3 separate regions of the Homo sapiens genome follow, and regions 1 and 3 are each linked to region 2. Evidence: read pairs that join two places in POLR2A ChIA-PET (ENCODE). Cell type or tissue: A673. All regions are shown on one strand.

The links. Peaks named below come from ENCODE experiments on the same cell type or tissue, not always from the same donor. Only the 100,000 strongest peaks of a DNase experiment are listed, where the experiment ranks them.
Region 1: POLR2A ChIA-PET joins it to region 2 with 12 read pairs; 2 of 35 experiments call an interaction of 5 or more read pairs at or near these places.
Region 3: POLR2A ChIA-PET joins it to region 2 with 23 read pairs; 5 of 35 experiments call an interaction of 5 or more read pairs at or near these places.

Annotation. Positions count from the first base shown.
Region 1 is chr2:176,542,536-176,550,535 of GRCh38, forward strand. No RefSeq gene overlaps it. Among named protein-coding and RNA genes, the nearest start is that of NRAL, 39 kb to the left of the region's middle. In A673, no CTCF peak of the experiment used is centred here; no DNase peak of the experiment used is centred here.
Region 2 is chr2:176,651,950-176,659,949 of GRCh38, forward strand. It overlaps LINC01117 (long intergenic non-protein coding RNA 1117), which reads left to right. Exons shown (of 4, transcript NR_110599.1): 3 at 3,515-3,571; 4 at 3,749-4,009. Among named protein-coding and RNA genes, the nearest start is that of LINC01117, 18 kb to the left of the region's middle. In A673, CTCF peaks have their summits at 576 (motif pointing left), 782, 2,121 (motif pointing left) and 5,224; DNase peaks (open chromatin) are centred at 562, 2,102, 4,312, 4,672 and 3 weaker places; H3K4me3 peaks cover 4,940 bases; H3K27ac peaks cover 8,000 bases.
Region 3 is chr2:177,150,070-177,158,069 of GRCh38, forward strand. The region is part of intron 1 of LOC105373760 (a long non-coding RNA gene); the gene reads right to left. Among named protein-coding and RNA genes, the nearest start is that of MIR4444-1, 59 kb to the right of the region's middle. In A673, no CTCF peak of the experiment used is centred here; a DNase peak (open chromatin) is centred at 3,972.

The DNA.
Region 1 (8,000 bases), 110 kb before region 2:
GCTCTGATGCTCTGCAAATCTAAAACACGTCCACCAGCTGGTCTCCATTTTATGTCTTCTCCTTTATTTATTTGCTGTTGGCAGTGGATAAACCAGAGATTGTGTCATTTCAAACTTCAGTTTGTGCCAACCCCTCTCAGCCTGGAGATGATTTTTCCCAACATGACCTTGTAATCTTTCATCATATCCTTCTTCCTCTAACTCACTCTATGTTTAGCACATGGACCCAGCAAGGAAAGGGTCTTGGTTCATCCAGAGCACAGATGGGAGTTCTTTTGTGTCACCTGCCAGACAATAGATTCAGACTTTATACTCACTATCTCACTCTGGTTCATGTTCATTATTTTGGAGTATACCCAACAGGACTGTCTTGGTTACAAAGGACAAAAAAGTCACCTTTAAGGTAACATTAGGTTTAAAAAAAAAAAGATTTAAGACATTATATAATAATTCTAAAAACTAGGAGAAATTCTGGCTTTAGGCATGGCTAGACTCTGGAGTTCAAATTTATGTGGACTCAGTCTCTTACTCACTCTCCCTTTTGTTGGCTTAACTCTTGGAGGGATCCTCTTCTTAGGATGGCCCCCAGCACCTTCAGTCTTACACCCTCCTGGGTTCATGTGCAGCTCAGTCTGATTATTACTGACCAGAGTGGAGTTTTGTGCCTTCTCCTGAGACAATCACTGTGGCCAAAGAGAGGAAATATGTTCATGGCAAAAGCTTGGGTTACACGTCTCCTTCAGGTGCTGGAGTGTGCCCAATCTCAGTGTACACTGAGGTTAAGGGAGGTGATTCCTCCCAGGAAACCAAAGCTATGGCTACCAGAACAAGGAAAAGGTGACTCTGGCCAGCCAGAACACCAGAGGTCCACTGCATGAGTACATTGCCTGACCATGCATGTGCTTGACTCATTTCTTTTTCAAGATTATACTTTGAGAATATCAGTCTCATATGTTTTCCTCTTGGTTTTCCAGTTGTGTCATTATCTCTGATTCTAACTCCCAGGCAATGAAGGAGTTCTCATCTTTTCAGTTCTTCAGCTTGTACTTTCAAAAATCAGAGATGGCTTCTGTTATTTCAATCTGTAAATCAATAGAAAAAAATCACCATTGTACAAGTTTCAACTGTTTCTCCAATCCAGCACGCACATGGCGATGACTGCAGGGTGTTTACAGTTATAAACACAATATAACATTGTATATGAGGCAAAGAGCATATTTTGCAGTTCAATTTCATAAACTGTTTTCTAGTTTATCAATTCATTTATTCTGTTTTCATCACAAGAGTTTTAACATTTAAACCCTGGGAAAAAAAAGCAGGCAGTCCGCATCTTAAAACTAACAAGTTTGGTAAACACAAAAAGAAAAAGCAATCGTTTTCATTTGCAATTGTCTAAACAGTCCACAGATGCACATGAGCTATTGCCAAGTATATTTGTTTATTTACTTGATTTATAACATGGGCTCAATGCATAAAAACATCATAGCATACATACAATAAAATATGTGCGTGCATGAATCTGTTGGCTCACAATATTATGTTTCTTTCTGTACTTCAGAATTCCCTTGGCACGTCTTTGACGCTCAATGTATGTTCACTAATAGTGACTCTTCCTGCAATTTCACATAAACACCAAACAAAAAGAGTAACTGGGAGAGAGAGAAAAAAAAATATATATATATGTATATACCTGTATCTTTACAGTCATTGTACTTTTCTGGATCCTTCTCAAAAAGCCAAATGGAAGTGAGTAGGTCTGGCATTTCTTCCTTTCCTCTCAAGAGATATAATGTGTTCATAAGACCTTATAACGTGATGAGATTCTAGGAATACTTTCTGTTACTCTGATTTTTTTATTTTTCTAATCAAATATTAACTTTCTAGTTCCAGAAGTTGAACTTAAACCAGATTTTTCTTCTTTTTAATGAGGGATCCTTTACAGACCCACAGACACGATAAAGCATGAGCATGTTTTAATGCCACCCTCTTCCTTCCCATGACCCAGTGGAGAAGAAAATGGAGAATGTGTATGTATTTAAAGAAAAATGTAAAGTATTTCTCACCATACAGGCAGGGTATAGAGCATTCTAATTAGTCACTCCAACTAGTTGGATGTCCCCAAGACACTGAGCCCGTCCTTTTGTGTTCTAGGATGAAAAGATAGTTTGGATCTCAGACGGCACCATGGTAGCAGCCATGCATGTCTTGTTGCTTCATGCCATCCCAGAGATACCAGCAGTTCCTCTTTTCCAGCTGGATATAGCTCCAACTTACAGAGTGACCAGTCTTTCAGAGGTTAGGCTGCCTAAGTGCAAATAGGTATCAAACCCCTTTGCAAAACAGAGCTAAAACCTAATCGCTTTCATACATTTCAAACATCCTACGGTGCATTGCCATATTAAAATTAGGTTGTGTCAGCCAGTTTTATATTTAAGGCCCATGAGATTCAACTAATTTAGAATTCAATCTTGTAACTAAGGAAAAAGACTCATTACAAATAGCCTTTCTTGGCAGCTTTATGTCTCATAAAGAGGATTGTTTTTACCAAGATAGTCTCCTAGGCTGAAACAAAGGGGTCACTGTTCCAAATGTTGGTCTCTACCCCAATTCTTTGATTTGATTTCCTCAGCTACAACACTGATACGGGCAGTACTCACTACCAAATGTATTCAACCTCTCAGGAATGCTCTGACAACCAATGAAACAATGCCCTAGGTTCTCTGAATTCTTTGGCACTTCCCTGAAAAGCACCCAGAAAAGAAGCAATGTCTGAACAGATGTAAATTTCACATATCCTTTCTTTAATTAAATGGACAAGTGTAAAAGGCTCAGAAATTAGGAGTATGGACAAAAACAGCATCCACTAATCTTTGGGGGATGTTTCTAAGCAACCAGCATTGTGTGATACAGAGATCATTACATCTGTTCCATTAGTATGCCTTGTGTTCCCAAGGGGTTCCGAAACCTCACAACATTCCAAACATTTTATAAAGAATCTTCCTTTTGCCTTATTAATAGGAACTGAGGACATAATAGAAGCAGAGACATTGCTGGTGCAAATTATGTGAAAATGGAAATCTTACACATTTTAGGCTTAGCCAACAAATTGATTTGTGATGCAAATGCTATTGTCCAATGTCTCTCACATCCCTGGACTCTCTAAATGTGTATGTGTGTGTGTGCGTGTGTGTGTGTGTGTTTTAATTTCAGTCTGGCATTAGAATTCTCTTAGTTTATGGCCATAAACTACCATCATCCATTCCATGTGGATATTATTTCCTGCCAAGTAGCACAGGCTGTCACAACTACCACACTGACCAGGGGATTCCCCAAGTGGCCTCTGGATGCCTTCATTTAAGTAGCTGAAATTTATGAGTTCTGGCCTTAGAATAAGAATTTCTATTACGAGGTCCAGACTGTTTTTGGCTGAAATTTTGATTTCCTGTGATTTCTTGTGGAATGTAGGCAGCTGTCAGTCTTGTTCATGAGAGGAGGTCTAATGAGTCCAGAAATTATTTGTATTTCATTGTTTGGGGATCTGATTTACTTCTCCTGATGGGCCAACTGTCCAGTACCTGCAATAAGTAAATGCACATTCTCCCATTTCTCTGGAATACAGTCTGTCATAATTCTCTGGACTTTTAAAATAAGAGGCTAGCTGTCCACTGCTGGAGAGAACGTAAGCTGTGGAACAGGATGACCTTTTGAGCTCCTTTCCAACTCTGTCCCCACATTCTGATTTCCCTTCTGGAAAGCAGACATTAACATTTGACGAGGTTCCATGCTTCTTCACTTTCTCAGCTTTTGTATTTCAAACGTCTATTGATCGTGCAGTAGTTGCACATTATTCCTTTGTTCTTTACATCTTTATTGATGCAAAGCAGTGCCAGAAACTGCTTTTTAACAGTTATTCAATCCCTGATGCCCTTCACGTATCAGATTTGGGATTTCATTTCTTAGAACTACTGGGCTGGCTACACAATTAATTGCTTCTTATTAATAAGCCATTAGATTCACCTGACCAGCCATCAACAGCTGAAGAAAAGCACGCCTCCCCCTCCTTTGCCTATATCTCTTTCTCTTTTGATGTTGAAGCTGCTCTCCTGTGCAATGGGAGACTTGCTGGAGTGTCTGGAGGTCTCTGGCTCATTTAAAGTGACAGGCAATGTTATCCGCTGATACTAAACAGGTTTCTGTGGTCGTCGCTATGACCTTTATCCATTCACCCATCAGAGAGATCCCAGAAGGCCACTGACACTTCACTCTGGTTAATCACATGGCTCTTAAGGAAAGAGGTTGTATGTTTGTGTGTGTTTAAATTTCCATCCACTGGCATCAGCAGTCTGTGCTCAGGAGGAGGCATAACATGCAGGGTAGCAAGGCTAGGTCTGGAGAGAGAGAGATGTTGGTTTCAAATCCAGCTCCACCACTTATCGGAAGACATCAAACACATTACTTCTCCTCTCCTAAGCCTCAATTTCTCCTCCTGGAAAATGGTGGTCATAGTACACCAACCCAGCTTGATTCTTTGCAAATGAAACAAGCCTGCATATAGAATATATTCCATAAGCATTTGCTAGAATTGCTCTCTTTAGCCTGCTGCCAATTGACTTATATTCAACAAGAGATCTGCATGGTGTAATGGGCCATGAATGGCCTTTGGCATCATCAAACAGACCTGGTTTGATCCCCAACTGTGCCATTTACTCTGTGACTTTATTTGCTGATCCTTATTTCCCCTTCTCAGAGGGCGCGTATGAGGAAGAAAATGAGTTAATGAGTTGTGCCTGGCATGCAGCAGGCCCTCAGAAAACATGGATCTCCTGACTAGAGACCATCAGGAGCCATTAGACTTTCCTCTCACCAGAACAGGGGGCTAGGGCCAGCCCCAGGTTGATTCTGATGACTATTTGAGGACTCACAGTATTATGTGAGCACAGGCCCCATCTGTGCTCCACGAAGGTGGACCTCTTGCCCTGGCTGTGGTCTCTCTGTAGGCTCTATATTCATGGTTCTGACACTCCCAGGCATGTAGTCCTCTTGGCCCTCCCATTTCAGGTCTAAATGATTTATCTAGATCCTTGGGGCCAGATATGTTTCAGAGTTCAGAATTTTCCATGTTTTAGAAAGATCATTCAGAGCTGTCTGTATTTATGGTACCTAATACCCCCAGTGGACTCTGGGCAGCACTCCATAATCAAACACATTAATATTTCTTCAGTAAAATATATGATTGCTTACCATAAAGTGGGATAATGGTAAATATCTTCACATCTTTTCAGGTCAGGTTTTGTCACCAAATATATTCCAATCAAGTCAGTATCAATGGCCAAATGAGTTTGGGAAAAATATTCAGTTTTCAGAGACTTTTCAATTTGGGGATTGCTGATTGGGGTTGTGGACCCATAGAAACCCTGGAGCTAGAATTGACTCCTCAGACCTTGTTTGTTTTTGTCCCGCTGATGTACAAGCCATTTCCAAGTATTCCATTCTCCTCCGCTATAGATAGCCTTTCTTGTCTGTGCCAAACTATAGAATTCTCATTTTAAAGCCTTTTCTTGAGGACCCTTTTTTTGGTAGATACATTCCATTTATCCAATTCACCACCTCTATCTTTTATTCCTTTCCCCACCAACTCTGATCTTGAATATTCTGCATAGGTTTATGTGGTTGGCCTTGAATAAAAGAATGGTTTCTTGATTTGCCCTTAATGTGTGCATTTGCTTTTTTTCTTTTTTTATATCAGCCCACAGAGCAGGGATCCTGTTATTAGATTCCTTATTAACTCGCTACCCACAACCAGGGACTTCCATGGATTGTATGCATGCTAATGGGAGGAGAACCAAGCACACTAGACAGAAAAACCCAACGGAGGCTTCAGTCACTACCATGGCCACAGGCTGCAGTCCTAACCTATTTATGTTCAACCTTCTTACAAAAGGGACTGAGTAAAAGGCAGTGAACAAATTAGTGTTCACCTCTATCTTTGTTGCCATAAAAGCAACTTAAACTCGTTTCATCAAACATGAACATCATCTTAAAACAATAAAGAACTGAAAACTGTGCCCCAGACAGTGTTACTCTTGATGGTAACAGTGATCTTTATATAAAGGACTGTTCTATGAGGAATATCTGATCTTGACTAATAAATAATAGTGACTGACAAGAGGAGTCTTTGGCAAGGTAAACGGGGAGCTGCTTATACTTGCTGGCTCTATTTCTCACACACCAGTCACTACAATTCAGCTTAATTTGTCTTCCCTCATCAGTGCAAACAGTTCTCCCAGAGTCACCAGTGGCCTGCAATGACTGGATTTAAGGGCTATTTTTCAGTCCATTTTACTTAAACTCTCAGAAGTATCTTATGCCACAGCCAGCCCCTCCTACGTGAAATACTTTCTTCCTGTGATTTCTATAATCATGTGGAAACTTAGTTATCTCCTTCATCTTTTACCTCTTCTATTCATTCTCCTCAGCAAGTCATCCTTCAGTACCTAATCAAGATAAACTAGCATTCCATAAGACCTTCTTGCCTTTTCCCTCAGTGATCTTTCCCTAGGTGATCTTTCTATAGTCAGATGACTGACAAATTTATATTTCCTGCCCAGGTCGAGACTTTCCAACTCCAGACTTGTATACCCAGCCATCTCCTTCCTATCTCTTCATGGGGGTCAACAGATCCAAAATGGAACTCATGACCTCCCCTTCCAAACCTGGTCTTTTCTCTCTCTAGAAACAGCATCCCTATTTGTTCTCTTTTGCAAGTCAGACACATAGGGGTCATCTGGAATCCTTCCGTCTCCTTCATTGCTGATATCCACCTCCCACCAGCTTCTGCTGGTTTTACTTCTTAGGCAGCTCTCTTGCCCACCACATCTCTTCATCTCTACCACCATAAACCTAGTCCAAGCTTCTATCACAACTCACCAAAAATTGTAGTCCCCTCACTGTGGAAGGAGGAAAGAGTGGAAATTGGAAGAAAACAAAGTCTCTGTTACAATACCTGTAGGTTTATAACTGTTAGGATAAGTATAATAATCAATAAAATATTATGTTTCTCAAATTTGCTTATTTTTGTTTGATACTAGACCATTTATGAGACCAAGGAAGGGTCTCATTTTCTCAATGCTTTTAGCAAAGGAGTTCCTAAGACCTATGTCTAACTGATCACTGTGATGACGGTGCCATGTCTGTGGGGAGAGGAACAGTGGGGCCTAAGTCACTCTAAAAGCCCCTTAAGTCCAGGGATGCAAGGAAAACTGGATATACTTGCTTCCTCTCCCTGGTTTCCTGAGTCCTGTATTGGCTCAGATTAGAGGATTTCCTTAGTTCCTGTATGATCTAGCCCTTATGTGGGACAAGGTTAGAAGCTCTCCTGTCCTGACACTCCCCTGACACGCGCTTAGCAATGGACATTGCCCCTGGAAGCAGATTTGTAGGAGGATCCCAACTCAAGCCTGCATTAACCTACTTCAAAGGAGTCTGACTGGAATTGATCAGTTCTGGGTGGTTTTGTTCTTTATCCTCATTACCTACTGAATTTGTTGTTTATGATAATATATCCTAAGTCTCATCTTAGAAAATAGTCTCAGACAGTTGCAAGATCAGCCTCATAAACAGAAACAATTGCAGTAACAATTCCAAACAGTGGTACTCACCTCCCAATTCTGCTTTTTTGTTAGTCTTTCCATTTCTGTGCATGTCACAAACGGACCCTAGTCGTTCATGCCAGAAACCAAGGAATCATCCTAACACCATCTTCTCTGTAACCACTTCTACCCATATTCATGAAACCATCAAGTCCTTTTGTTTCCATCTACCAAATACTCCTAGGGTCTTATGCTTCTCCCAAATTTCACAAGCACCACCCTAGTCAAAGCCATCATCCTTCTGTGACCTGCCTACAGCAATAAACACCTAGCTGGTATTTTGCATGAACTCTTCATCACCTCCATGTATTGTCTACACAGAAGACCTAGTGTCTTTAAAGACATGGGTTA
Region 2 (8,000 bases):
ATAGAATCAAAGCTAAAATGGATTTTGACGTACCCTTAACTGGATCTCAAATTAAGGAGAGATGAATTTGACTAAGAGAAGATTTTTACATTGTTGTCTATTACAGCTGAATTACCACTCTCTTTTGTCTGAAGAAAAATATTTTCTTCTCAACGAGGTATATATTTTTAAGACTGAAGACAACTGAAGCTTACAGCATATAGTATTTGGTTAGATTTTTTTTTTTTTTGCTTTTTGACTGCAGTTGCCAAACATTTGAGATTATAAAAACGATAGTACTACATAAAATAGACCTGCAGCAACACTGTTTATGGCACACGCAACAATATTATTTTCTGCTGTTTGGTGTGCAGGAGTTGTAAATAGCAAAATGTGTAAGCCATTAAATCTAGTAGCAATAGGACTCAAAGCAAGGTTTATTATACCAGTGCCTGAAAAGCTTTACTTTTTATCTCTGTGTGTTAAATTTTCGTGTTTGCAACAGTATTTTAGCTCTGGAGCTATTTATCTGGTAGCATCTTTGAGAAAAAGGAAATGGACAGATGTCCATAAACAAAGGGCTCCACCTGGTGGTAAAGAGGAGGTATGAAATGTTGATGAAGAGAACTAATGCTGCAAAGGCAAACAGATGGAAGAGCAACGCGTGTGCGTGTGTGTATGTCTCCTAAAATGAATATGTTTGAAGGAAAGAGAATGACAAAATCCTCCAAATTTGGATTCCAGTGTGGATATAGGCTTACAGCTAACATTATTTGATTATTTCTTTCACATTCAGTCATTCCAATATGTTTACAAATTATTTTATTCAAAATACATACATCTGAACAGATATTAACAGATGACCCTAACAGATACTAGGTACAATTGATGACAAACTATCCATATCATCTGATCATCTTAGGTTTTAGTAGAATGCCATCTAGTAGACAGATTTAAACAAAGAAAGCATTTGTTCCGACTCGAGGGCATCCTTTAGGTGGCTTTGTGGCTCACCTAGTTAGGAAGACCTGAAAAGGATGTGGTGCAGAGCTCCGGGGAGGGAAGCAAGGGTTTCAAATCCATGACTAAGAAACAGAAAATTGTTCATTTTAAAATGTCATCTGTGGCTGAAGTGTTGAAGAATTTGAATCTGCGTATTGTGATTCTTCCACCTTTTCAAACTCTAAAATTAGGCCAGGAATTACATATATCAAATACTATGCAAAATGTAAAACAGGCATGCCGTTTATGGCTCTCTACGTAAGGTGGAAATTAAATCTTCAGCCTCCAATAAAATTGTATTTCTGTAATAAAACTGCTGCACCTTGACTCTAGACTACATTGAATCCCAAATTAAACACTCCATTTGCTGTACTGTAACAAGCAAAAGGGTTTGCTACACTGAACAATATTACAGATAGGAAAAACGTATTCTTTTTTGCTTTATCACCTATGTAGAGACCACGAAAACAGGCTAATTCCTCATCTCTTCTTTCTCAGAACACAACATGTTTTGATATGGGAAATTTTAAAATTCTATCTTTCATTGCTAAAATTTATATTTCTTCCTAATTCTATAAATCAGCATAGATGACTAGGCCTAAAAAAAGTCAACCAAGTAGGATATTTACTACAAAATGTCTACTGCATTTCATGGATAACTCAGGCTTATAAGCAGAAACAGCTGGTGTGCTAAAGGCTAGGTACATTTCTTTATGCATTATGTATAATTCCCCATAATGTACATGCAACATTCACTCCACATCCATATCTGAAGTGCACACATACTGCTACATGATCTATGAAAGTTTTAAACTTAGGATCTGTTAATACATATGTATTTATCTCACCCAGTGTTGATTTAGAAGAAATTAGACTGGATGTTCTTTTAAGCAGTCTAATTCTATAGTTTTTTTTTCCCTCACCACGCCATGGCCCAGCCAGCGCTGACTTCTGGCATTTGTAAAGTGTCTGTAATAGAAATGAAAGCCTACCCAGGGTGAGGAATAGAAAGCAATGAATACTAATGTTGCTTCTTCTTACCAACTAAAGTGCAGGCGAACAAGACAGGAAGCTGTCTGTGCCTCTCTGTCTCGGCCGTCCTCCCTTGGCTCTGCCAAGCCACCCTCTAGTGGACTGAGGGGGGAATTTCCTTTCCTGGCTGCCTCACTCGGCTATTCATTTGATAAATGAGCTCCCCTCCCCCTCTCTCAGGAGATGGTAGATATTATTAACCTTCAAGCACGATACAGCGAGATGAATGTTAATCATGAAGGGATTTCTCATCAAGTTTAATGGTGTAAGACATAGAGAAGTTGTGTTAGCAGTTTCAATCCTGCTAAAAATGCTAATTGTTATGTTTCATATGATAGGTGAGGATAATAGGAAAATGGCAACAGCTTCAGCGTTTCCATTTGGAAGTTGTTGCCCATAATTTTGAGGCAAATATAGAGGAAAAGATTACGGTCCTTAGTATGAATGACTTGTGAAGAGGCTAATTTAGGGCTGCTTCTTTGGAGACATTGGAGATTTGAGGCTTGACATCTACTGAGCTCAAGAAAAGAGAATTTTCTGCTGGGAAGAACTAAAGCCAAAAGAAGAAATTTTGGACCTAGAAAGAACATGAGTCTATGGTAAGGGATACAAGGTTATAGTGTTGAGTACTGATCTTTTGAGCACTTTCTGTCTTCTACATTTTTCTCTGTGTTTCACTGGCACTTTTGCCAACATGTAGAGGTAATCTTTTTTTTAAAGCAGTTATTTCATCCTGACCTAGGAATCATAGTAAGTGCACTTAGGAGTCCTAGATGAACCCCAAGAGAAATGCCATTTTTGTTTTTCTCAACATGTCCCTTTCCTTGCCCCATGAGTTGTTACCCATGCTCTGGCATAAGGACACCCTACTGTCCCCAGCTTCAATGACCCCAGTCTTGCAGAGTTGGCTTCTCATGTAGCTCTGTTGTTTGTCCTGGTCCCTAACTGTTTGAGCTGGGGTTCTTTCGGGGCACATACACACACAAGTGGGGATCCTGGAATGTTATATGAGCAATGTCTTCAGTGTATACTTTTACTTGACTTTGATTACCCTAAATTCTATTGCTCAACCCTAAACTTCTATAGTAGCTCATGGTGTTACCTGTGAATGAACTGGAAAGCATTTTGCTGCAAGGAAGCTTATCAGTTGAATGTGGGCCTTGAAAAATTTCCTTGTAATTTCATAGTTTATGTGTTCAGTTTGACTTTAGAAAGCATCTAAATGATAAATGCAAATTCAAAAATAATCCATTAAGGATATGAGCCTATGTGGATATGGACCTTTTTAACTGTATTGTCCCAGTTTTCATATGTAGCTTTTGTCATCATTTTTTTACAGACTCCTATAAAATGGAGTCAACATAGAGAAAATATGTGATTCTCCAGGTGCTAACATGAGATGGGATATCAATGACTAACATTATTTTCCCATCAATAATGATAATTATACTAATTAGTCCAGGCATCACACCTGTGTAAAATCCCTATCCCTATTTTACAGATGAAGTCACTGAGACACCAAAGGTTAATTGCTTGCCCAAAGCCATGTAGCAACTTGGTGAGTACCAGTATTTAAAATCTTACACTCTTGCTTCCTTAACAATGGAACAAAGTTATTGCTTGTATCACAGGAGATTGGTGTCAATGAACAATGGAGCAAAGGGGTCACATATTGCTTGTTTTAAAATTGTAGACTCTTTCTCATATTAATGGAGTCCTTTACTGTGTTTTCCAGGTTGAAGTTACTTTAGTGTCGAAAGCTCCACATATGTGCTTTTCGCAAAATCAATAGTCACCCCATGCAAACGAAGAGATGGTAATTAGAGATGGGACAGACCCCAACATATCCTTCATTTGAAGATAGAATAAATTCAGCAAGATACCTAATTATTATCATCATCTTTCACAAAAACATATGTGATTTTTCCCCCCTACCCAAATGTTTTAGTGAAAACTGCAACTGTGCATTAAAAGGCAGTTTTGCATGCATATATTCAGAGAACAATATGGAGAATCTATCCCTTGGGATAAAAAAAAAAACACCCAGCAACAACAAACTTGAAAACAGATGGTTCTGATACAGTCTGATAAGAATGTAAACAAGAAAATCTTTGTTGACTTATTTCATAGTAATCAGTAATAATTAGTTATTGTCTAGAGGTGAGTTACAAATTTCACAAGCATGGCCACGAACAGCCTCTGAAAAGTGAAGCTAAATTTGTGACATCAGTGAGGAATTACTGACCCCTGCTGAACCCTCCTTATTAACATTTTTCTTGATTGACATAAAGGAATGAAACCCTGGAAGAGGATAATTTCTGCATTCTTTGTTTTTTCTTTTGTCATCATTTGATTTAGAGATATTAGACCCCTCTGACTAATCCATGAATTTTAAGTTCTTTGAAAAAGAACTTAAATTTTCTCTACAGCTTAGAGAACTAAAGCTCTCTTTCCTTCCGTTTTTCCTTCCTTCCTTCCTTCCTTCCTTCCTTCCTTCCTTCCTTTCTTCCTTTTTTCTTCCCTCCCTCCCTTCTTTCCTTCCTTCCTTCCTTCCTTCCTTCCTTCCTTCCTTCCTTCCTTCCTTCCTTCCTTCCTTCCTTCATGGGGTCCACAGTTTAGTTGGAGAGGCAAGTTTGTAAAAAAATAACTATCACCCAGTTTGTTAAGAAGTGGGCAAGGGCTGGATGCCATGGTTCATGTCTGTAATCCCAGCACTTTTCAGAGGCCAAGGATGAGGAGGATCACTTGAGCCCAGAAGTTTGAGACCAGCCTGGGCAACAAAATGAGACTCCATCTCTACAAAAAAATTAAAAAAAGATTAGCTAGGTTTGATGGTGTATGTCTGTGGTCCCAAATACGTGGAAGGCTGAAGCAGGAGGATCGCTTGAGCCCAGGAGATCAAGGCTGAAGTGAGTTATGATTGCACCACTGCACTCCAGCCTGAACAACAGAGCAAAACTCTGTCTCAGGAGGAGGAGGAGGAGGAGGAGGGGAAAGGGTGGGAGAGGGGGAGGGAGGATGAGGGGGAGTGAAACACAGAGGGAGGAGGAGTGCCAGTGAAACACAGAGAAAAATGTAGAAGCTAGAAAAATGTAGAAGATAGAAAGGGAGGAGGAGGAGGGAGGAAGGGAGGAAGGGAGAAGGAAGAGAGAAGGAGAAGGAAGGAAGAAGAAGAAAGAAGTGGGAAAGATGGCATGGAGAGGAGTCAGGAGAAGGACTGAGTCCTTGCAGAGGAGATATTAGACCAGGTATTATGTAGTGCTATTACCAAGTCCTGACTGCAGAGATCACCAGGCTGTTGACTATGACATCCTGAGTGAATAATGAAAATTTAAACTGCTGGCTAATTCTTTGGATCAGGTGATTGTACACCATCAGTTGTGTGGGTAGCATGCAGACAAGATCATGGTATCCTGCCATGATCCAAAAGTTTGGAGAGGTGCCCTTCTTTTACAATACTTGTAATAGAAAACTTAGGCTGTATTCCTCCATGATAACGTGCCTTTGGAAAGAGTAGTCCCTTCTTTAATATGTAATTCAGCCATCTGAAAATACTTGTTATTAAAATAAAATAATACAAATAGTCTATGACAAATAGTCTAGGCAGTGCATCCTGGAAACCCTTGGCTTTTATTCAACAATATTCAAGAGCTGTTTAGTCAGTGCTTGTAACTTGTCAGACACTACTAGGCACGTGAATTAAGAGAATGAATGCTCTATGTAACTTCTCCTTTATAGAACACAAAATCTGGTTGGGAAGGACAATATCAAACAGAAAATTACCCAAATTGTTTATTAATGAAAATGTGATAAGTGCTATTGGAAGCAATAGATGCTGTTGTTTTGTCTACCCTGATTCTATTCTTCCGGTGACAGCATCTTGATTTTGTTTTGAGAACTATCCTTCACCATTGCATGCAACCTTGATGAGACTCTTAGTCGAGGGGCACTGCCCCTACCTAGTTTGTGATTCAAGCTGGGCCAGTAAGATGCCCTTTTCCAGTAATGAGTGCACTCTCTCGCTCACTCGCTCTCTCTCTCTCTCTAGTTTAATAGTATAAAGATCTTCAAAGTTTGTATTTACGTTGGTCAAAAGTAATTGCGTTTTTTACCATTGCTTTTAATGTTTAATCCTTAGCTTTTCCTTTGAGTTGAGAGTGACCCTTATATCCTTCCAACAAATTTCTTAAGTTAATCTGTTAAATTAACTGCTTGTAACCAGTTGTAGTATTTATAGCACTGCCTAAAAATCCAGGACTCAAATAACAGGTAAACTAAATTGTGGCATGATTTTGAGAGTTTGTTAGAGTTTAAGAGAATGTATTTTACTGACTGTGATGCTTAGAACATTCTATTTTGAATAGCATGAGTTGGTGACAGAGGATTAATTTTCTTCCTGTATCTGTAATAAATAACATTTCCATAATATCAGTAGTCATAATATCTATAAAACAAAATATAAATATTATAAACTTTGACAGTATAGAGCTATACCCTGACAGAAGTCCAGAGATGATGAGGTATGTTAACTTTCTTATCTGAGAGTATTAAGGTCAATAACTCTTTTCTAAAGCTGCTAGATCCAGAAATGAATACATCTATCCAACTGAAGAACTAAAAAATCATGAGTTAGCCCAAATTGGGGAGCAGGTGGGGAGGGAAGGAAGGCATATAAATGAATGAAATTCTTCATCTTTCATGCAGAGAAGTCAGCAGGTACTGGCTACCTAAGACTGAAAAATCAAGAAAGAGAGATGCAGGCATATTATTTATTTGGAGTTAAAAGTAGAAACCACTGGAAGAAATAAAATGTAAGTTTATTAATAATGACTTCCTTTGGAGAATAGATGGTAGGAGAAGGGTCTAGATAGAGGGTATAATTTGACACAAACTTGGCTGCAGAAGATCTGGCATTCCAGAAATATATGCGTCATTAACCTAGTGATGGCATTAAGAAAGCGATATTATCCCGGGCTGTGTTAAGACAAGTATTATTTGCAGCTAGGAAATAACCCTTGTGTCAAATTTATTGTAGGTTGGGCTTTTATTTGAATATTACACTTTGGGTCTGTAACTTAAAACATATGCAGGAAAATTGCATAGAATCCACGTATAGAAGAGGAAAATGATGACAGGGATTGGAGACTATGTACACAAGGAAAGGAGGTGGGTTGTTTATTCTGGAGAAGAGAAGGCTGAAGGGAGACAAAATTAACAACCTATGGGCAGTGAGGTGGAACTCTGCAGAACACCAGTCAACCTTCTCCATCTCACTGGACTGAACAGAAGAAAATGGGTTTAGACTGCATCAGGAGAAAATGTGTTTTTAAGACACAGGAAGACTTGATGACCTGTGGTTGTGACTGAACGTGGGAACAGGATGCCCTAAGAACTTTTGGAGTACTTTAGAAATAAGATAGAAATATTCATTTTCAAAATAAGGGTTTGTATTAGACTTGAGGTCCCTTTAGATACAGTAACCACATTCTATAGTTGGATGTCTGTGAACTTACATATGGAGAAAGGTTAATGATCAAGTGGTCTAAATAGTCTCACCTTGGCTGTGATTCCCAGGTAATATCTCATTAGGGAAAAAAAATCAATATTCACATTTTTTTTCTTTAAAGTACTGTGCTATCTACTGGTTCTTTTAAAATATATATGCATGCACATATATATATATAACTGTGTATCATATTTTAAGGGAAATTCATATAGTCTTAGGAGCAATAGTTATCATATTCAAAGTTTGTACCATTAAAATATTTATGGTTTATTTTTCTAACAAAAGCAATAAGATTTTGATGCTGAAAATCTTCAAAAACACAAAAAGCACAGGAAATACCTTTTTTTTCATTAAAATGTGAGCAAGCAAAAAAAAAACATACAAACAAATTTGGTCCTGTCTTATCATGACTGCTGCTAAGGCGGTCCAGCTGGGTTTCCCTGTAGCCAGAATCTGGTCCCCTATGCTCATCCTTTCAAGA
Region 3 (8,000 bases), 500 kb after region 2:
CAATGGCCCTATTAAAATAGATACTACTATTATCCTTATTTTATAATTGAGGAAAGCTACTTCTAGAAGGTTAAGAAATTCACCACATTGACATGGGCAGTAAGAAGTGGAACTGAAATTTGAACCTGGTCTTTCTGACTCCAGAGCCTATACCCTGAACTTCTATACTACACTGTGTCTATCTTATATGTTGTTATTAAAATATATGATACACTATGATCTTATTACTGGTTGTATTATATTTTGATGATTCACTTTATAAAAGTAAATATTTCTAGTTTTATCCCCTGCAAAATAAGTTATTTTAGATAGTTGCTAAAATTATTCAAGTTGTTAATATTTTTTACCACGTTTGGTCTTTAAAGAATGAACTTACTATAATCAAAAGATTTGCACAAAGGAAGGAAAAGAAATTACTTTACTGATCAAAGGACCGATGCAGGAAAATATGCAAGCTGACTGCATTTCGCTAAGATTGCAACAATGAAGTGGAAGAGCTAGGGGAAATGGGAGATCTGGTAATAACTGTTTCTTTGTTTTTTCAGTTCACCTGACCTATTTAAACATTTTAATTTAGAAATGCTCCTCAGACTTCTCAGGTTTGGTCTCATGAGTAAGCAAATCAGGAACCCACAGGAACCACTTGTCAGGTTTCATTTCAAGGGAATTGGAAAGGGATCCTGACCTCCTAAAATATTTAAAGATGTTTAAAATCACATTCTTAGACCTTCTTGAACAGAAAAATGAACTTTTAAAAAAAGAGACAACATCGGTCACAATTGTTCAACACTAGAAATAACCCACAAGTCCCTAAAGAATAAAATAGCATGGCAAATAACATGGTAAATTCACGTAAGGAAATATTATTCAGCATTGAAAATGAATGCACTAATGCCACACTCAACATGGATGAATCGCAAAATACAATTTTGAGCAAAAGCAGCAAGACACAGAAGAATACAAATGATTCCACTTACATAAAGTGCCAAAACTGGTTCTGTATTTCACAATAAAAATGCAAAAGAAGTACATCCAATGGTCATTTCAAAATGCATCCAGAAAAAAAACATAATAAGCTGTGCCCATCATTTATGTTTTGGTGAAAATAAGTCTATCAGCTCCATGATTGCAGTCTTGAGAGGGAAGGAGAGAAGAGCAAAGCATGAAGACTGTAAATTCTAGAAGAGAGTAGTGGTGAGACTGTGAGCTCTGGAATCACACTGACCTGGATTTGAACTAGAGCCCTGCCATTTAATGACTGTGGATCTTGGGCTGGGGTATAAATCTCTCAAGCTCTTTGTTCCCCACCTAGAAAATAAAGATCACAGTGGGCCCAACATCATAGGGTCATTTTGAGGCTTACAGCACGCACTAGTTTTCACTAATTGTCCAATAAGTGTTTTTTTTCTTTCCCGAGATTGGAAGTAGAGGAGGAAATCAGCACAGGGAGTAGCAAAGGAAAACACTGGGCACTCACTGTGTTTCCTTCCCACTCACCCTTGGGTCACTCCTCCACCCCATGGGCTTCTCTGTGAACCACTAACACTTGCTTCTCTAGCAAGAGTCACCAGAGATCTTGTTATTCAACCCAATGAATATCTTTTCTCTACATCATTTGATACTATTTACTTTTTCTTCCTCCTTGAAACTTTTCTTCTCGTTTTCTTTGATAACCTGGGCTGTCCCCTTCTCACTAAAACCCCCATCATTGCCCACTATCAGGCCCTTGTCACTTTCCTCCTGTCTGCAACAGCCTCCTAACTGGTTTTCTCCAGCATGGCCCCTTTCCAACCCTCTCTCCACACTGCAGCCAGTGCATTTGTCCTAACATGTGGATCTCACCATGCCTCTTCCCCACAGCCTTATAGCAACCTCTATCTTGTTCAGCCATGGAAGATCTAGTCTTTCTATCTGTCTGTCTTCGGGCTCATCAATTACTGCACTAACCTACCCACTCTCATTTGGACCTTCTTGGCTTTCTACCACCTGTTTTCTCTACCTGGAATCTTGACCATATTACCTGCCTCACATAATGAACTTTAAAACTCAGGACAGGTCTCCCTCCCACCCACCATGCACCTCTTTCTACATTATATACCTTCCTTTGTAATCAGTACAATCTATGATCATTCTTGAACCTCTGCACTATTTACCCATGGATGGTCTACATACTCAAAAGACTGCCAACTCTGTAAAGGCAGGCACCTTTCCTACTGATCTTTCTATACCACCACCCAACAGAGTGGCCAACAAAAACCTAGTTAAGTAAATTAATGAATCAAGCAAATAATCAATGCTTACTTCACAGTTTTACAGAACTATCATCGCATCTCCTCTACTATAACTTCCTCATCTACTTCTACAGGAGAAAAGGGGTTATGTATCATATCCTTGTCTCTTAAACTCTGTCTTCTAACATTTATTGGTTATTTATTGCCATCATTATTATATTTTTCCACATCATATTTAACTAATCAAAAATTTTACAGGTATTTTAAACCTCTTGATCTTGTTCAATATGCTGTATGGGTAATTGGATAGCCATGAATCCAAATACTAACTTTACCACTGACTAACTCTGAGACCTTGAGTAAGTCACTCAACTCTGTTTCCGTTTTCCCACCTGTAAAATGAGGGTAAAAATTCCTAACCAACGGCTTTCTTGTGAAGTTAAATGAACTAAAATGAGGTTAATGTACATAAAGCATTTAGCACATTGCCTAGCACAAATAAGAATGCAGAAATAGTATCTACTAGTATTAATGCACAACTAAGTTTTGTTTTGCAGAGCATAATTTGTTAATCATTCATTATAGTGCTCTGTACTTTTCAAAACTAAGGGTCACCTTGGTTTTAAGAGTAAGGCCTCGGCCAGGCGCGGTGGCTCACGCCTGTAATCCCAGCACTTTGGGAGGCCGAGGCGGGTGGATCACCTGAGGTCAGGAGTTCGAGACCAGCCTGGCCAACATGGTGAAACCCCATCTCTACTAAAAACATAAAAAAATTAGCCGGGCATGGTAGTGAGCACCTATAATCCCAGCTACTTGGGAAGCTGAGGCAGGAGAATTGCTTGGGCCCAAGAGATGGAGGTTGCAGTGAGCCAACATGGTCCCACTGCACTCCAGCCTGGGTGATGGAGTGAGAGTCCACCTCAAAAAAAAAAAAAAAAGAGTAAGGCCTCAATAACTATATTCAAGTATGTATTTTTTCCCAAAAGGAAAAACTTTAAAACGTATGCTTTTATAAAACATATGCATATATATATATACATATGCTGCATAACTACCTTGCTTATTTCATAAGTGAAAAATATTAAATTAAATGAAAATATAGATTCCACTCAGTAAATGATAGCATTTTCATCGTGCAATCTACATACTATTTTAAATGCATGTAAATCATATGTTATTCATTCATGAAACATGCTTCAAGTATATAACGTAAAAAATTCAGTTAAAACTTTTCCTATTTTCTGTGCTTAATATCTCAATTTGAATCTTATTAAAGTTTAAATGGTGGTTTTGAAGAAGGCAATAAGAACAGAAAAATATTCAACCTGAGGAAGCTGACTGAAAGGAAAGAACAGAAAAACAGAAATGAAGGAAACAGAATCAATTAAATAGAACTATATGAGGACATTTGTATGGCCATTGTAAATAAGAAGGCAAGATCTCTGGAAGATATATCTGACATTTAATATATATTATAGGTATAGTATATATTTGTATTTTTAAAAATCACCATATCCTTCACTAATCTAAAAGTGAGGGATCTGTTTGCTTTATCTACAAAACTTACTTTCCCCTTTCCCAATTGCCACTCCCCAGAAAAGAAACAACAAATGTGAGCTATTTTATTCAAAAAGGAGAATCTCATGACAATAGGATTATTATGACAAGCATTTTCCACACTTTATTCTTCATGCCCAGAATGACATTAGTAAGATAAGACATTTTAAAAGTCAATAGCACTTATTTTGAAGTTTAAACTATCATGTTAAAAAAAAAAAGTCATTTCCTTAAACAGGAAATGTATTAATAATGGCACAAAAGACAGTACAAGTCATTCTATAGAGTACAGTGTTTCCCTTCAAAAAGAAAATAATATCCTTATTCTCAAAGGGTAGTAACTCTTTAATGTAGTTGTTTTAAAAAAAATCCAGGGGGGGGAAATTTTAGCACCCTTCATCTCACATTCATATATATTTTGCTGAGTTCTGATCATTTGAAAAACTAATGTATTTCACTAAAGATTTAAGTTGAGACTATCTGAAACTTAAAATTGCATCATTATAATCTAGTTGTCACCAAATAAGTTTTATCTGCTTTCTACATATATTACTTATTTTTATACCAACATTTGCAAAACTATTTTTGCAACTGACCCAGTCTGTTAAGCATCATCATACCCCAGAAAGCTTTGCAAAGAATGAATTATTGGGGCTGCTCTGTCTATGGGGTAGCCATTCTTTTATTCCTTTTCTTTCCTAATAAACTTGCTTTCACTTTAAAGATTAAAAAAGAGTGAATTATTAAAATAGTACATTTTTGCAGACTCCTAAAGTTTTTAAATTTACTTATGGAACAGAGATTTAAGATAAAAATATTTTTAGCATTGTTTAATTTGTATTTTATTTGCTATAACTTCAGATTAGATGGTATTGGGGGGAAAACTATCAAGCAATGTAATTATACATGGGTTCAAAGTCCTAAGAGGTTACCAAACCCTCAGTATATTTTATTTCCTATTAGCTAAAAACATAGAACTTTACATTTTGGTTCAATTCACTGCCTAACTCATTTCACCAACAGGTCTGACTTTCCCATCTCTTCTTTTTCTTTCTTTTTTTTTTTTTTTTTTCTTTTTTGAGACAGAGTCCTGCTCTGGTCACCCAGGCTGGAATGCAGTGGTGCAATCCAGGCTCACTGCAACCTCTCTGCCTCCCAGCCTCAAGTGATCCTCCCACATCAGCCCCGCAAGTTGCTGGGACTAAAGGTGCACAGCACCACAACAAACTAATTTTTTTTTATTTTTATATTTTTTGTAGAGATGGGGTTTTGCCTTGTTGCCCAGGTTGGTCTCAAATTCCTAGACTCAAGTGATCCACCCACCTCAGCCTCCCTAAGCACTGAGCCACCATGCCCATTCTTATCTCAATAAAATTTCCTCATTTGATTAGAAAGGAAAACTTTTGGCTGAGCATGCTGGCTCACACCTATAATCCCAGCACTTTGGGAGGCCGAGGCGGGAGGATCACATGAGGTCAGGAGTTCAAGAACAGCCTGGCTAAGATGGCAAAACCCTGTCTCTACTAAAAATAAAAATACGGGCATGGTGTCGCATGCCTGTAATCCCAGCTACTTGGGAGGCTGAGGCAGAAGAGTCACTTGAACTTGGGAGGCAGAGGTTGCAGTGATCCAAGATCATGCCATTGCACTCCAGCCTAGGCAACAAGAGTGAGACTTCGTCTCAAAAAATAAAATAAAATGGAAAGAAAGGAAAACTTTTCCTGGAGTTTATCCTAATGACTGAAGTGTATCAATTTTAGGTACTTTTGTGTGATGAGCAGCTGCGAGGTCAATCAAAGGCATTGTCAAATCCATACTGAAATATAATAAACTAAGTTTAGTCTGTCTACTTCATAAAAATTTATAAAAACACATCAAAATTCATTAGCTAACAGATTTCCTAAAGCAAATAAAGGCTTGTATGGATGACTGCCTGTGTAGATTGATTCAATTCACTGAGTCATCAGCATGTTTATAAGTGAATGGTTACCTGAAGATGGATAAGCCAATGGAAGTCTCTTATTTTCTAGTTCAGGAAATAAGGAGGACTCTGGAAACAAATCTTCTAAAATGGGACTCCCAAGTCTCTAAAATTGTTGCTTTGCTTTTGAATGATCATTCTCAGGATCCAGGATGTAGATTATTACTTTGAAGATAGCTTTTTACTAAAAACTAGTTTGAGGAATGATTTAGAAATGCTTTTCTTTTTTTTTTTTTTTTTTTTTTTTGAGACAGGGCCTTGCTCTTTCACCCAGGCTGGAGTGCAGTGGCATGATCACAGCTCACTGAAACTTCCTAGACTCAAGTGATCTTTCCACCTCAGCCTGCCGAGTACCTGGGACCACAGGGACATGCCAGCAAACTCAGCTAATTTTTTAATTATTTGTAGAGATGGGGTGTTGCTATGTTACCCAGGCTGGTCTTGAACTCCTGGGCTCAAGTGATCCTCTCACCTTGGCCTCTCAAACTGCTGGGATTAGATTATAGGCATGAGCCAGCTTTTTGTTGTTGTTGTTGTTTGCTTGCTTGTTTGTGTTTGTTTCTAGAGATGGGGTCTCACTGTTGCCCAGGCTGGTCTCAAACTCCTGGACTAAATTCTGCCACAGCCTCCCAAAGCATTGGGACTACAGGCGTGAGCCACCTCACCCAGCCTAGAATTGTTTATTCTAAATATCTCCTTTTTAAAGCAAAGAAGATCAGTTTGGGTTTAGTAGCAGAAACAGTAAAAATGAAATTTTTACTTTCTCATAAAGCTGGAAGTTGCATAAATACATTAACATGAAAAGGCACATCTTTTTTATGTGAGTTATCTGAAAATGTAATTTTAGCCAAGAGCTGAGCAAAGGAAAACATGAAAACATCAAATCCACTTATCTAATAGGCTTGGATTCATTTGAGCTGGGGCAAAGGAGGAGGTGTTTAATCATTCTATTAAGCTGATTTGGTAGAAGTCTCAAAATATGCCCAGAGTGGCTGGGCACCATGGCTCACGCCTGTCATCCCAGCACTTTGGGAGGCCGATGTGGGTGGATCACCTGAGGTCAGGAGTTCGAGACCAGCCTGGCCAAGATGGTGAAACCCCGTCTCTATGAAAAATACAAAAATTAGCCAGGCATGGTGGCAGGCACCTGTAATCCCAGCTACTCTGGAGGCTGAGCAGGAGAATCAGTTGAACCGGGGAGGCAGAGGTTTCAGTGAGCCAAGATCGTGCCACTGCACTCCATCCTGGACAACAGAGCAAGACTCTGTCTCAAAAGAAAAAAAAAAAATGCTCGGAGTGCTGAGTGGGTATAAGAATGACTCACCTGGCTGGGCGCAGTGGCTCACACCTGTAATCCCAGCACTTTGGGAGGCCAAGGAGGGCGGATCACAAGGTCAGGAGTTCGAGACCAGCCTGGCCAATACGGTGAAACCCTGTCTCTACTAAAAATAGAAAAATTAGCCGGGTGTGGTGGTGGGTGCCTGTAGTCCCAGCTACTCAGGAGGCTGAGGCAGGAAAATAGCTTGAACCCGGGTGGCAGAGCTTGCAGTGAGCCAAGATCATGCCACTGCACTCCAGCCTGGGCGACAGAGTGAGATTCTGTCTCAAAAAAAAAAAAAGAATGACTCACCCTACCACCATTTCTTGAGCTGTTTGGTGAGCAAAGGTGCCTACTGCTTTGTCTGGTATGATATGAGGGGGATTTAAGGAATGCAGAAGTTCTTCATCCATTCAAAGACAAACAGAAGAAAAAAAAAAATTCTGTCCCAAAATAGCTTCCTTACTAATGGTATGAAATTTCACCATTTATTAAAGTAAGTAAAAGAGCAAGACTAGGCCGAGCATGGTGGCTCATGCCTGTAATCCCAACACATTGGGAGGCCAAGGTGGGAGGATTGCTTGACTCCAGGAGTTAGAGACCAGCCTGGGAAACATAGCAAGACCCCATCTCTACAAAAAATTTAAAAATTAGCCAGGCATGGTGGCATGTGCCTGTAGTCCCAGCTACTTGTGAAGCTGAGGCGGGAGGATAGCTTGAGCTTGGGAGGTTGAGGCTGCAATGAGCCATGATCACGCCATTGCATTCCAGCCTGGGCTACAGAGAGAGACCCTGCTTCAAAAAAAAAAAACAACAACAACAACAACAAAAAAGTCTATATATTCTAGGGGAACAGAGGACAAACTGGTAAAACTGTTTCACAGTTCTATCCCCACCCTGGTACAAAGGCTGA